Regions from separate parts of the Homo sapiens genome. Here region 2 is linked to region 1. The links are chromatin contacts, found by Hi-C or POLR2A ChIA-PET in ENCODE. All regions are on one chromosome and are shown on one strand. The core of a region is the stretch at or near the end of the contact, and the rest is flanking DNA. Distances in the headings are between cores, read along the strand shown. Region 1 holds the start of PCGF3 (polycomb group ring finger 3). Region 2 holds the start of NELFA (negative elongation factor complex member A).

What was found. A loop is a pair of places that touch in the nucleus more often than their neighbours do. ChIA-PET counts read pairs that join two places held with the same protein, here RNA polymerase II (POLR2A). Pooled maps may share reads with other maps.
Region 2: a map of ascending aorta shows a loop between it and region 1 (9-fold over the local background). The contact joins the promoter of NELFA here to the promoter of PCGF3 in region 1. A Hi-C loop is called at or near these places in 1 of 168 maps with a recorded cell type or tissue (ascending aorta) and 7 of 50 pooled maps. POLR2A ChIA-PET finds 5 or more read pairs at or near these places in 1 of 52 experiments (H1).

What each region holds. Positions count from the first base shown.
Region 1 is chr4:703,170-710,147 of GRCh38, forward strand. It overlaps PCGF3 (polycomb group ring finger 3), which reads left to right and starts at 2,663. Exons shown (of 11, transcript NM_006315.7): 1 at 2,663-2,801. RefSeq lists enhancers at 683-1,410, 2,451-3,436, 3,437-4,421 and a silencer at 2,386-3,085.
Region 2 is chr4:2,005,626-2,012,603 of GRCh38, forward strand. It overlaps NELFA (negative elongation factor complex member A), which reads right to left and starts at 3,349. Exons shown (of 11, transcript NM_005663.5): 1 at 3,125-3,349. The coding sequence starts at 3,334. It overlaps LOC124900839, which reads right to left. Exons shown (of 4, transcript XM_047416543.1): 4 at 3,381-4,548. The coding sequence starts at 4,136. The coding sequence ends at 3,381. RefSeq lists enhancers at 3,032-3,532, 3,140-3,659 and a silencer at 3,720-4,099.

The sequences.
Region 1 (6,978 bases), core at 1,413-3,912:
CCAGCGAGCTCTTTCTGTTCTGCTCCATCCTCAAGGATGGGCAGACCCTCTGCCAGTTTGTGAGTGACCAGAATGATCTGCCAGAGAGGCACCCAATGGCCCTAGGAGGCCCTAGTGACTGGGTGGGCAGGGAGGGCGGACCGGCACCCTGGGGAAGGTTGGGGCACCCTCTGGGGGGGACAGGGGCCTCCCCTCTACTCCAGTCTGCTTGTGCCATGATTCCTGCCTCCCTTCTTTACAGCTCTGCTAAGGAATACGTGCCTGTATGTAATATGTGCACACCCCGAACTCACACCAGGACAGCACACACTGCCAACACCCTAGGCTTCTTTGGCCCCGATGCCTCCACCCTCGGGCCTTGGCTGAGTGAGGTCCCAGGAGGGTGCAGGTGGGAGACCTGGCTGGCTGCCGATGGGCCATGGATGGCCAGTTTGGGCATGAGAGGAAGAGGGTGCAGAGGACTCTGGGGTCTTGCCTCAGGACTGGCGGTGGGGGGTGGGGGGTCCTGGGGTACACAGCAGACTCAGGATGGCCTGGGGAAGCCATCCGGCCATGTGGCATTTAAGCTTCCTAATGACATTCAGCAGAAACAGAGCTGGACACAAGAGCCCAGGGCTCAGAGTCAAGGTCCGGGCACCGCTGGCACCCACCCAGGAGAGTAGTGGGAAGCCTAGGGGTAGGGTCTGCACCTCCTTGAGGAGGGGCCTGGGGCCTGGAGTGAGTTCTGAACTGCAGCTTACCACTCTGCCTCTTCCTGAGGCCACCACACTCAGCCCAGGACTGTTCCTGGCCTGCTGGCCACCCCCTGCCCCTTGCACCCCAGCACCAATACCTTGCCCCTGCCCTCCTTCTGGGATGATCCTCCAGTCCTCCCCTCCACATCTGGGGCCTGCCTCCACCAACTGAAAACTGCAGTCAGGGCTCTTGTGGAGGGCCAGCACCCCAGTACCCCAATCCCAGGCAGCCCTCTCCAGTGGGCCCCTCCCCTGCACTGGGCCACCCCATGGCTCCACGGAGCCCTCCCTGCCTCCCCTCCCCCGGGGGCAGCAGTGGCCACATTTAGTCCCTCCCCTTCACAGCAGCATGCCTGGGAATGCTGTACACATTCACATGTCTGCTGTCTGTCCTCCTCCCACCCGGATAACGTGTCCACCCAGTGCTGGAGATCTCAGCAGGCCCCCAGCCCTTCTCAGGCCCCTCTCAGCAGCGGACTCAAGCCGCTTCCCCACGTGCTGCACCATACCTGGGCCCGGGGCCCCCTGCCTGGTGGCTGCTCCCGGGGTCCAACTCTAGACTTCACGGGGACAGTCGCAGGGTCACTCCCTCAGCCACCACCTCTCCAGACGGGACGAGCTAATGACTCCCGACTCCTGCTCCATGCCTGCACCGCACAGCCTCGCAGCGAGTGCCCCTGGGCCTACGGGGCCTCCCCTCTCGCCACCAAGCCTCCACACTGCGCGGTGCCCCGCCGCCCGGAACCACAGTGGTCTCGCTTCCCACCCAAGACCCAACCTGCCCTCCCGTCCTGGGCCGCCAGCCCAGAACCCGCAAACCGGGAGACCCTAGGACCCCGCGTGCCTGCACGTCCGCCTCACCCCCGCACGCGCCCTCGGTCCTCGGATCCCGCCCTCTCAGGACAGTGCCAGTCCCACGAAGGCGCAAATGCCGCCCGTACTGCTCCACCCTGGCGGAGGGCACCCAGGTCGGAGAGTCCGCACGTGGGTGCCCTGTCCGTCCTGATGCTGAACATAACCTAAATACAAGCCTAAACATGACCAGACCCGAACCCCTGACCCTGACCCCACCCCTAATCCTGACCCTAACCCTAAACCCAACCCTAACCCTAAACCTAACCCCTAACTCTGACCCTACCCCTAATCCTGACCCTAACCGTAAAACCAACCCTAACCCTAACCCCTAATGCTGACCCTAACCCTAAATCCAGTCCTAACCCTGACTCTAACCCTAACCCTGACCCTAACCCTAAAACCCAACCCTAACCCTAACCCTGACCCTAACCCTAAACCCAACCCTAACCCTAGACCAGACCCTAACCCCTGACCCTGACCCCACCCCTAATCCTGACCCTAACCATAAACCCAACCCTAACCCTAACCCCTAATGCTGACCCTAGCCCTAAACCCAGTCCTAACCCTGACTCTAACCCCTAACCCTGACCCTAAACCTAAACCCAACCCTAACCCTGACTCTGACCCCTAACCCGACCCCTGACCCTAACACCGACCCTTAACCCTGCCGGGAGGGCGCTCAGTCCCGGCTCCCACAAAGGACAGCAGCACCCGTACTGGACGGCACCCCCGGAGGGACCCGGGCCTGAGGACTCTGCTGCTCCAGCGCCCCAGCTCACGATCGTCCAGGACCCGTCGGGTCCCTCAGCACAGCGCGGCCCTGTCGCTCTCCTGACCACGCCCCTCATGGCCCCGCCCTATGCCTCGCCCCTGGCCCTCGCGCCCCGCGGCTCCCTCCGCCGAGTCCAGGCCCGACGCGCCTGCGCCCTCTGAACACGCCCCTCCCCGCCCCTATCCCCACCCCTTACCGCCTGGCCCCGCCCACGCCCCTTGCCGCGGGGTGGGAGCCCAGACGCACACCGCGCATGCTCCGAGCGCGGCGCCCCCGACGCGGCGCTCGGCTCGGCTCGGGCATTTCCGCCTCTTTGTTTTAAACTCCGGACGGGCTTTTTTCTCCTCCTCTTGGGGGGGACCCAGAGGGAGCGGCGCCCCCTCCCCCCTCCGGCGCGGACCCCGCGTGCGCCTTGCTCGCCCGCAGCCCCGAGACCGCAGGTCAGTGAGTCCGCCCCGCCTGGCCTGGGCCCTCGGCGCCCGCTCCTCAGGCTGCGGCCTCGGCCCGTGTCCGGCCCGGAAGGCTCCGAACCCCGGGCCCGCGCTCCGTCGTCCCCGTCGGCCTGGCCCGGGAAGCCCTTGGCAGGCCCGGGAGGGCCGGCACCCCAGCCCAGTCAGGACTCCGGGAGGTCGAAGACCCCAGCCCAGGCAGGACTCCGGGAGGGCCAAGAGCCCAGCCCAGGCAGGACCCCGGGAGGGCTGGGACTCCAGCCTAGGCAGGACGCAGGGAGGGCAAGACCCCAGCCCAGGCAGGACTCCGGGAGGTCGAAGACCCCAGCCCAGGCAGGACCCAGGGAGGGCTGGGACAGCAGCCCAGGCAGGACGCAGGGAGGGCAAGACCCCAGTCCAGGCAGGACGCAGGGAGGGCAAGACCCCAGCCCAGGCAGGACTCCGGGAGGTCGAAGACCCCAGCCCAGGCAGGACCCAGGGAGGGCAAAGACCCCAGAACAGGGAGGGCCAAGACCCCAGACCAGGCAGGACCCCGGGAGGGCCAAGACCCCAGACCAGGCAGGACCCAGGGAGGGCGAAGACCCCAGCCCAGGCAGGACCGCGGGAGGGCAGGGACCCCAGACCAGGCAGGACCCCGGGAGGGCCAAGACCCCAGACCAGGCAGGACCCAGGGAGGGCGAAGACCCCAGCCCAGGCAGGACCGCGGGAGGGCAGGGACCCCAGACCAGGCAGGACCCTGGGAAGGTCGCGACCCCAGCCCAGGCAGGACCCAGGGAGGGCGAAGACCCCAGACCAGGCAGGACCCAGGTGAGGGCGAAGACCCCAGCCCAGGCAGGACCGCGGGAGGGCAGGGACCCCAGACCAGGCAGGACCCTGGGAAGGTCGCGACCCCAGCCCAGGCAGGACCCAGGGAGGGCGAAGACCCCAGACCAGGCAGGACCCAGGTGAGGGCAAAGACCCCAGCCCAGGCAGGACCGCGGGAGGGTAGGGACCCCAGCCCAGGCAGGACCCTGGGAAGGTCGCGACCCCAGCCCAGGCAGGACCCCGGGAGGGCTGGGTCTTCAGACCAGGCAGGACCTGAAGAGAGTTGGGCTCTGGGATTGCACAGGACCCCCAGAGTGCTAGGACACAATGACACATCATCCAGGAGGGTCTGACCCTGGGACAGGTCACCGAGAAGGGCTGGGACCCCAAGATGGGTCACCAAGGAGGGTCGGACCTGGCCACCTGGCAGGGCCCGGGGGGGCTAGGACCCTGGGAAGAATCACGGAGGAGGGCCAGACGTAGGGACCAGGCAGAATCCAAAGAATGCCAGGACCCCAGAATAGATCCCCCAGGAAGGTCCTGCCTTAAAGTGGGTCACAGACGAGGGCCAGGACCCCATGACCATAATTCAGGAGGACCTGACCCTGGAGCAGTCTTGTGAGTCCTGTGAGCACTGCTGGGACCCTGAGACTGCCCCGTCTCCCCCGGGACCCTGAGACAGCCCTGTTTTCCCCTGGGGGCCGGGACCCTGGGACAGCCTGTTTTCACCCGGGGGCCGGGACCCTGGGACAGCCCTGTTTTCCCCTGGGGGTCGGGACCCTGGGACAGCTCTGTTTTCCCCTGGGGGTCGGGACTCTGGGACAGCTCTGTTTTCCCCTGGGGGTCGGGACCCTGGGACAGCCCTGTTTTCCCCTGGGGGTCGGGACCCTGGGACAGCTCTGTTTTCCCCTGGGGGCCGGGACCCTGAGACAGCTCTGTTTTCACCTGGGGGCCGGGACCCTGAGACAGCTCTGTTTTCACCTGGGGGCCGGGACCCTGGGACAGCTCTGTTTTCCCCTGGGGGCCGGGACCCTGGGACAGCCCTGTTTTCCCCTGGGGGTCGGGACCCTGGGACAGCCCTGTTTTCACCTGGGGGTCGGGACCCTGAGACAGCCCTGTTTTCCCCTGGGGGTCGGGACCCTGGGACAGCCCTGTTTTCCCCTGGGGGCCGGGACCCTGGGACAGCCCTGTTTTCCCCTGGGGGTCGGGACCCTGGGACAGCCCTGTTTTCCCCTGGGGGCCGGGACCCTGGGACAGCCCTGTTTTCACCTGGGGGCCGGGACCCTGGGACAGCCCTGTTTTCACCTGGGGGCCGGGACCCTGAGACAGCCCTGTTTTCTCCCAGGGCCCGGCACCCTGAGACTGGACAGTGAGAAGGGCTCATGACATGGACAGGCTTCTAGATGACCAGGACCTCAAACGGGGTCACTTAGGGTCGGGACACTGGTGTGGACTGGGAAGAAGGCTAGGCTCTCAAAGAGGACCTGATGAGAGCTGGAACTTCCAGACAGGTCCTCAGAGGGCTGGGACTCCTGAACAAGTCACTGAGGAGCATGTAGGCCCCAAGACTGGACTGTAAGGAGTACTGGGACCCTCGGGGGGGAATCCAGCAGTGTCCTGAATCTGCCCAGTCCACTCAGCTGGATGCACCTGCTGTGAAGGCCAGGCATCTGGCATCCTGGTACCCGAGGCCCTTTCCATGAGACCCTGGGCCAGCCCCACAGCCCCTGCACATGAACCGCCTAGGTGATACCTGGGGTAGGTATGAGGCAGGGGCCTCAGGGTTCCAGGAGCTCCCAGCCCACAGGCTCCACACCTCAGGCTGGCACTGCACCCTCCCACTCAGCCCCTCGTCCGGGGCTGCTGTCCTGTCCTTGCCTTGGCTGTGGTCCGTGTCCAGCACCTTCAACCCCTCCTGCCCCTCTCCCCATCTTCAAGGTCATGTGAGTGCCCCACTTCCTCAGTGTAGAGGCGTTTCCAGTGTCCGGGAGACTTGGAGGAGGGGTGGGGTCTGAGCTGGGATGTGGACTCCTGGGCATATTTTGGGGACAGTTGGTCCAAGTCAGGAAAGTTGGAGCAGGCAAGGCTATTTCCCACTCCCTCTCTAGTAAGGGAAGGAATTAAAGGATCCTGGTGGTGATCGGGCTGGGGACGGGGGTTGGTTTATTTCTCTGAAACCTTTGAATCAGCCTTTTATCAAAAACTTGTGGGTGTTTTCCTTTAATTTGGAAGTGGTAATGAAAAAGTGGGGTGCATGAGGTATTCAGAAGCGAGCGGTCTATGCTGTCCTTTGACTAGGGAAGGGTTGTCTAGTGACATCTTGTCAGGGGTGTTTCCAGAGGGTGGTCATCCCAGGAACCCTGCTCCCAGAGGGTGCCGTGTGGCTGCTTGGTGTGCCGTACATTCCCCAAAAGAGTGAATGATGCATGAACGAATGAAAGGCAAGAGTGAATGATGCATGAACAAATGAATGAAAGGCAAGAGTGAATGATGCATGAACAAATGAATGAAAGGCAAGAGTGAATGATGCATGAACAAATGAATGAAAGGCAAGAGTGAATGATGCATGAACAAATGAATGAAAGGCAAGAGTGAATGATGCATGAACACATGAATGAAAGGCAAGAGTGAATGATGCATGAACAAATGAATGAAAGGCAAGAGTGAATGATCCATGAGCAAATGAATGAAAGGCAAGCGTGAATGATCCATGAACAAATGAATGAAAGGCAAGAGTGAATGATGTATGAACAAATGAATGAAAGGCAAGAGTGAGTGATGCATGAACAAATGAATGAAAGGCAGGGCCGCTCTTCAGAGACATCCCCTCGGATTAGGCGTGCGGGCTTGCCTGGAAGTTGGGCAGTACAATGAGGTGTAACCCTAAAACTCTGAGCTATCTAGACTCCCAAGAGAGACACTGAATTGGATGGTTCGGGATTTCATCTTTGCCACAGCTTCACTTCTTGGTTACTTAGGAGAAAACCGTGTTAGGTTTTCAGCTTAACATTTCAGGGTACTCAGTGTCAGCCACGTCGTGTCCCTGCGTGGTCAGCCTGGACCTAGAAGCTCTTACTCGCCCAGTGTAACCGCCAGGGACCTTTTTACTCAACACTTCCTTCTGATTTGCTCTTTTGACATATCCTTTACTGTTTTTTAAACTTCATTTGCTTTGTGAAATTGTGGAAGAGGCTTGTGAAGCTGAGTGTTCAGGTTTGTTTGGCTCTGTACTGTCTGGTTCCCAGGCTTTTAGAGGTGTGTTTTAGAGGTGTTTTTAGGCCGTGCTGAGTGGTTGTATTATTTATATATTGCTGTGTGGCAGATTACCCCAGAACCCCTGCCTTAAACCAACAGTCCGATGATA
Region 2 (6,978 bases), core at 2,099-4,598, 1.3 Mb after region 1:
AGGTTGCAGTGAGCTGAGATCGCGCCACTGCTCTCCAGCCTGGGTGAGAGAGTGAGATCTCCGTCTAAAAAACAAACAAACAAACAAACAAACAAAAACAAAAATCAACGCATTTCTATATACCAGCAACAAGTAAAAACTAAGACTTTAACAGATACCATTTACAACGGCATGGAAAAATATGAAATAGGTGGTAATATATGAGATGGAAGACCCCTACAGAGATCACAAAGAACATCTAAATAGATAAGCCCACACCCACAAATTATAGGATGCAATATAAAGAGGACAGCACCCCAGAATGAACTGCAAGTTCAGCTCAGCCTTAAAATCCCAGCAGGCAGGCTCTACGTGTTTAAGAAGTAAGTATATAAGATACATGTGGAAGTGTGAAGGGACAAGAATAGCCATAGATGATCCCGGAGAAAGATACAGTGGGAGGGTTTGCTCCGTCCGCTAACAAGGCTTATAAATAAAGTGACAAGAACCGACTTAGTGGGTTATTAGCACATCGATATGTAAATGACCAAAAGAACAGAGCACAGCCCAGAAACACATCCACAGCAGAAGCTGCAGTGCAGATCAATGGAAAAGGACAGTCATTTCAATCAACGTTGGGTGCTGGACTAATTGCACATCCATGTGGAAAATTAGACTCCCTGCTTCACACAATCATCAATTCCACGCAGACTGAAGATTCAAGTGCGAAAGGTAAAACTGTACAGCTACGCCAAGATAACCCAGGGAGTGTTCCGGGCATGTCCCTCGGGGAGACACAATAGGCACCAATGATAGTGGGCGGATGAATACACCATCTATGTTAAAACTAGGAGCTTCTATTCATCCATGATTCCAGGAAAAGGGCTGGGCGCACAGATCACACCTGTAATCCCAACACTATGGGAGGCCAAGGCAGGAGGATCACTTGAGGCTAGGAGTTCAAGACCAGCCTGGGCAATACAGTAAGACCCCCATCTCCATACACATGCACAAAAATTAGCCAGGCGTGGTGGCAGCGCATCAGTCCCAGCTACTACAGAGGTTTAGGAGGGAGGACTGCTTAAGCCCAGGAGTTCAAGGTTAAAGTGAGCTATGATTATACCACTAGACTCTAGCCTGGGTGACAGAGTGAGACGCTGTCTCAAAAAAAAAAAAAAAAAAAAAAAAAAGGATTCCAGGAAGCTAAGTCAAAGTCAAAGGACAACTGGGAGATATTTGTAACTGAAAAAGGACTGATATCTAGCATTTATAATAAATAATAAAAAAGACACTCTTACAAAACAATGGGAAAAAAGAGAATTTAAAAGCAGATTTGAATATACAATTCTCAAAGCAGAAAACCAAACAGCAGGCCGAGTGCCATGGCTCACACCTGTAATCCCAGCCCTTCAGGAGGCTGAGGCAAGCAGATTGCTTGAGGTCAGGAGTTCAAGACCAGCCTGGGCAGCATGGTGAAACCCTGTAGTCCCAGCTACTCAGGAGGCTGAGATGGGAAGATCTGAGGTGAGGAGGTCAAGGCTGCAGTGAGTCACGATGGTGCCACTGCACTCCAGCCTGGTTGACAGCGCCAGACCCTGTCTCAAACAAAACACAAACACAAAAACAAAACACTCTGAAAAATAATTTGGCATGATCCTATGATCCTCACAATTCCACTCCTAGATGTTATACCCTAGAGAAATCCAAGATTCCAAACACCTGAACATATGACCGTAATGTAGTAACGGGATGATTTACAAGAGCACAAAAGCTAAGCGTGTCACTGTGGCAGAATGGATAAAGTGCCTCGTGCTCACAGACAGGAATACCACGCAGCAGTGAAAATTAAACTGCAGTCAGCTGCAACGTGGATGAAACTGTCACGGCGTCGACCAAAAAGACACATGCACGCCACACACAAAATACACTATGATACCATCACACTAACTCCAAATCCGGCAACCAAGCTGTGCCATTTAGGGGTGCATAAATAATTGCTCACACCGGGGAGATGGCACAGAAATGATTACCTTTCCAAAATGAGGAAGGGGAAAGGAAGAAGGCCGTGATTACCAGTGGGAGGCTTCCAAGGAACAGGCATGGTTCTACTTCTCCACCTGTGTAAGGATCACAGGAGTGGCTCGCGATGCTATTATTATTCGTTAAACTGAACAAAAATGCACTTTTCCATACATGTCATATCTCAATCAAAAGCAATTACAACCTATAATAGCTAATAATACATCAGTAGCCAGGAACGTTTAAACAACCATGGGGCTTCAATAGTCTGCAAAACTACTCGGTTTATTTCGCACGGAAAGCGATACAATATAAAGTTTAGGAAAAAAGAAAACAAACCTCACACACCCACTTATTGGAATGACGCAAAACGGCGTGTAGAAAAGAGTAAAACGGACACAGAGCGCTCCGGACGGCCGGGGTCTTTGCGAGGTGAGAACAAGAAAATCCAGTCAGCGGACACTGGAGCTACCGAGCCCAGGCCGCCCCTTCCTCACGCGGGGGTTTCTCTCGGGATCCCCGCCCTCGCCCAGGTCACCAGGGCTGCGTCCCCGACGGGAAACCCCGATGGGAGACCCCGCTGGGGCCGGCGCACCCCCGCTCCAAGAGTCGGTCGCTTCGGCACGGTGGGGGATTAGGGTGGTGAGGACCGAAGGCGGGGGAGGCGGGGGCGGGTGGGGATGAGTACCCGGGGGCCCAGGGAGGGGAGTGAGGACCTGGGGGTCGTAGCGAGAACCCGGGGCCCGGCGGGGAGGAGATTGAGGATCCCAGGGGAGGTGAAAACTTGGGTAGGGGTGAGGACGAAAAGTAGGGAGGTGAGGACCCTAGTGGGGGATTCCCAGGGGGCGAGGAGGGGCGGGGGGTCCTGAAGACCCACGGTGGGGATGAGAACCGAGGTGGGAGATGAGGATCGAGGCGGGGGATGAGGACCCAGGGGGAGGTGAGGACTGGAGGGAGGTATTCGGAGGAGCGAGGAGGGGGCGTGAGGGCGGGCCGGGGGGGTTAACAGTCTGAAGGGGGATGGGAAGGTTGGGGGAGGGAGCGAGGAGGGTCCGGAGTTGGGTGTGCGGGTCGGAGGTGGGAAGGTTGGGAATCTGGGGGCCGCGGGGCGCCACGCCTGCCTTACCTCGTCCACCGTGCGGCGCGGGAGGTGCAGCGTCCCGAGTAGCAACTTGAGCTTCACTGCCGACGAGAGGCCATGGAAGCAGAGACGGATGTTGTCGATGACCGCGGCCGTGAGCAGGGACGCGATGCTGGGCGGCGCCCACAGCTCGTCCGTGGCCCCCAGCTTGTTGTGCAGCCACAGGCCCGTGTCGCTCTCCCGCATGGACGCCATCTTGGGGGAAAGCGCGCGCCGCTGCCCCGGCATCTTATGAAGACACCTACGCGTCCCTCGCTAGGACCCCAACATGGCGGCGCCCGTCGGGCTGCGGGCCGCAGAGGCGGCGCAGGTGGCGCGGTCCCACGAGCGGGGCTTCCCGGGAGAGCGCTTCTGGGTGGCGACCGCGTCTCCGGGTAGCGGCCGCGTCTTCGGGAAGCTTTGTGGCAAAGCCGAGAGCCGGAAGGACGGGGTGCCGCTGAGCAAGGACTATCGGCTTCCGTAAAACATCATGGCGGCGCCCTCTGCTGGCTCTCGGGAAGACCGCAAAAAATGACGTCACGAGCAGGCGCGCGTATTCGCGTCTTGGGAGCCCGGGCTGCGGCCTGGCATTCGCAGTGCAGGTGTCAAGCGCCGCAGACTTGCTGCTCGCGCGGTGGGGCGGAGGCTCCCTGTGGCACCTGCCCCGCTGTCCGCTCTTCGCTTTTTCCCCGCTTGGGTCTCGGCGCGGACCGTGTGGACGCCCCGCCCCCGCGGGCCCAGCACCTGCACGGAGAGGAGCCGCGGCCCTGCGGAGCGAGCCTGCGGGATCCCGGTCGCAGCGCTGAGCTTCCGTCCCCCGCTGAGCCCGCTCTGCCCGTGGCGCGCCGCCGACGGGGCTGCGCTGAGCATGCGGGTCGGAGGGCGCTCGGGAGCTGTCCAGGGGCACTCGTGACCCCACAGTGCAGGGAGGCCCCGGCCCCCAGTCGGGCTGGAGCCGCCAGGCAGGAGCCAGTAGTGAACTTTTCAGTTTTAAAAGCTTGTCATTAGATACAAACATGAGTAAAAGTTAAACTTCATTTTATTAAATTCGTTTTACCCTTTTGTCTTTTTGACGAGGCCTTCCTATGTTGGCCAGGCTGGTCTCAAACTCCTGGGCTCAAGCGATCCGCCCGCCCGCCTCTGCCTCCCAGAGTGCTGGGGTTACAGGTCGGGGCCGCCTTGCTTGGCTTCTGTATTATATCTTTTTTTTAAAAGATCTTTTCCTTATTGTTCCACTGCCATGCTCCTGCCGCCGTTCACAGCTATTGCCACTGGGCGGTGGGAACGCCGGGAGAACAGGGCTCAGCCCAGCTGCTAGCAGTGCCCTGGCCCTGGCGGCTTGAACTTGGCAGTCCTGCGGAAGTCACACGGGGGAAACCCGCAAATGCTACAAATCAGTGCTGGAGCGGTGGTTTTGTTGATTGCTTAAACTGAAGAAAGTGATAGAGAAAATGTTGATGATAAAGATTAAACTTAAAACTGTCATGTCGACAACCGTTACATTGCAAATAGCACATAAAATTTAAGAGAATATTTTTTAAATGATTCAAAAGTGTCGAATTCAGCAAAGACAAGTTATTGACTAATGGGTGAAGTTGTGACATCAGTGGGGCTAGTGCTGAAAGAAGTTTAATGATTAGGCCGGTCACGGTGGCTCACGCCTGTAATCCCAGCACTTTGGGAGGCCAAGGCGGGCGGATCACCTGAGGTCGGGAGTTCGAGACCAGCCTGGCCAGCATGGAGAAACCTCGTCTCTACTAAAAATACAAAACTAGCCGGGCTTGGTGGCGCATGGCTTGCCTGTAAGCCCAGCTACTCGGGAGGCTGAGGCAGGAGAATGGCTTGAACCCGGGAGGCGGAGTCTGCGGTGAGCCGAGATTTTGCCATTGCACTCCAGCCTGGGCCACAAGAGCAAAACTCCCTCTCAAAAAAAAAAAAAAAAGTTTAATAATTATAATCTGAGGGTAAGAAATAGTTTAACAGTGGACGACATATCAAATTTAGTATGAGAAGAGTGAAAGTTACTTCAAGTTGTGAAATCATGATTGAACCGTAAACATTAGTTGGTTGAAATGAAAATTTTTGTTCACAGAAACCTGTGTGCAAACGTTTATAGCAGCTTTATTTATAATAGCCCCAAACTTGAAACAATCCGAATGATTCTGACCCCCAACTGTCTGTAGCTTTCTGTAGGATACGCAGCACTTTTCTGTATACAGTGCTTGATGCATCTTGAGTCTTCAGTTTTATGCAGGAAAAATCCAAGTTAACATCTGGCTTAACCAAGAAGACAAACCACTAGGAGGACTTAGTTACAGCATCAGAAAGCAATGGATTAATATTCAGAATGAAAAAAGGAATGCTTGTAAATCGACGAGAAAAAGACCGACAATAGACAAATGTGCAGAAGATAAGAATAGGCAATTCACAGCCTGGCCATCATAGTGAAACCCCGTTTCTACTAAAAATACGAAAACAGTGGGGCGTGGTGGTTCATGCCTGTCATCCCAGCTACTCAGGAGGCTGAGGCAGGAGAATCGCTTGAACCCAGGAGGCAGAGGTTGGAGGGAGCGGAAATCACACCACTGAACTCAGGCGTGGGCCACAGAGCGAGACTCTGTCTCAAAAAAAAAAAAAAAAAAAAAAGCAATTCGTAGGAGAAACCCAAATACCGGAGAAGCACATGGAGAGATGCTTAAATTCATCAGCAACCTGACAAACCCAAATTAAAATAACAAGATGCCTCATTACACCTATCAGATTGCAAAATTAGAAAGCCAAAGTTTTTTTCATTTTAAAACATGGTATCCAGTTGTTCCCATATTATTTGTCGAAATGACGATCCTTTCTGGACTTTTCTATCCTGACTTACTCATCTATCTTTATGCCAATACCAGACTGTCTTGGTTACTATAGCTTTCTAAAATAAGTGTTGAAATCAGGTAGTGTTAATTCTCTGACTTTTTTTTTTTTAAAGTTATTTGGGTTATTTTAGGTCCTCTGTATTTCCTTTTTTTTTTTTTTTTTTTTTTTTTTTTTTGAGGCAAGGTCTGGCTCTGTTGCCCAAGCTGGAGTGCAGTGATGCAATCTCAGCTTGCTTCAGCCTCTACCTCCTGCGTTCAAGTAATTCTCATGGCTCAGCCTTGCAAGTAGCTGGGAATACAGGCATGCACCACCAAACCTGGCTAATTTTTGTATTTTCAGTAGAGACGGGGTTTCACCCTGTTGGCCAGGCTGGTCTAGAACTCCTGACCGCAAGTGATCCACCCACCTCAGCCTTCCAAAGTGCTGGGATTACAGGTGAGCCACAGTGCCCAGCCTGCATTTCCATATAAATTTTAGAATCGTTTGTCAATTTCTACAAAAAAAAAAAAAGGCTTCTGGCATTTTGAGTGGAATTGTGTTGAATCTGTAGGTCAGTTGAGGGAGAACTGGTAACTTCTGTCTAGTGAACATAGTATTTCTCTCTGTTTATTTGGGTCTTTAAATTCTCTCAGCTAGGCTCATGGCTATGTAATCCCAGCACTTTGGGAGGCCGAGGAGGGTGGATTGCTTGAGCCCAGGAGTTGGAAACCAGCCTCAGTAACGTGGCGAAACCCCATCTCTACAACAAATATAAAAAGCTGGGCTGGTGGTGCGCCTGTAGTCCCAGCTACTTAGGAGGTTGAGGTGGGAGGATCACTTGAGCTCAGGAGTTCAAGACCAGCCTGAGCCACATGGTGGGACTCTGTCTCTAAAAAATTAAAAATAAATTAAAAAATAAATTTTCTCAGCCCCATTTTGTAGTGTTCAATGTAAGGGTCTTGCACATCTTTTCAGAATTGCCTCCAAGTATTGCATAACCTTGATGTGGTTGTAAA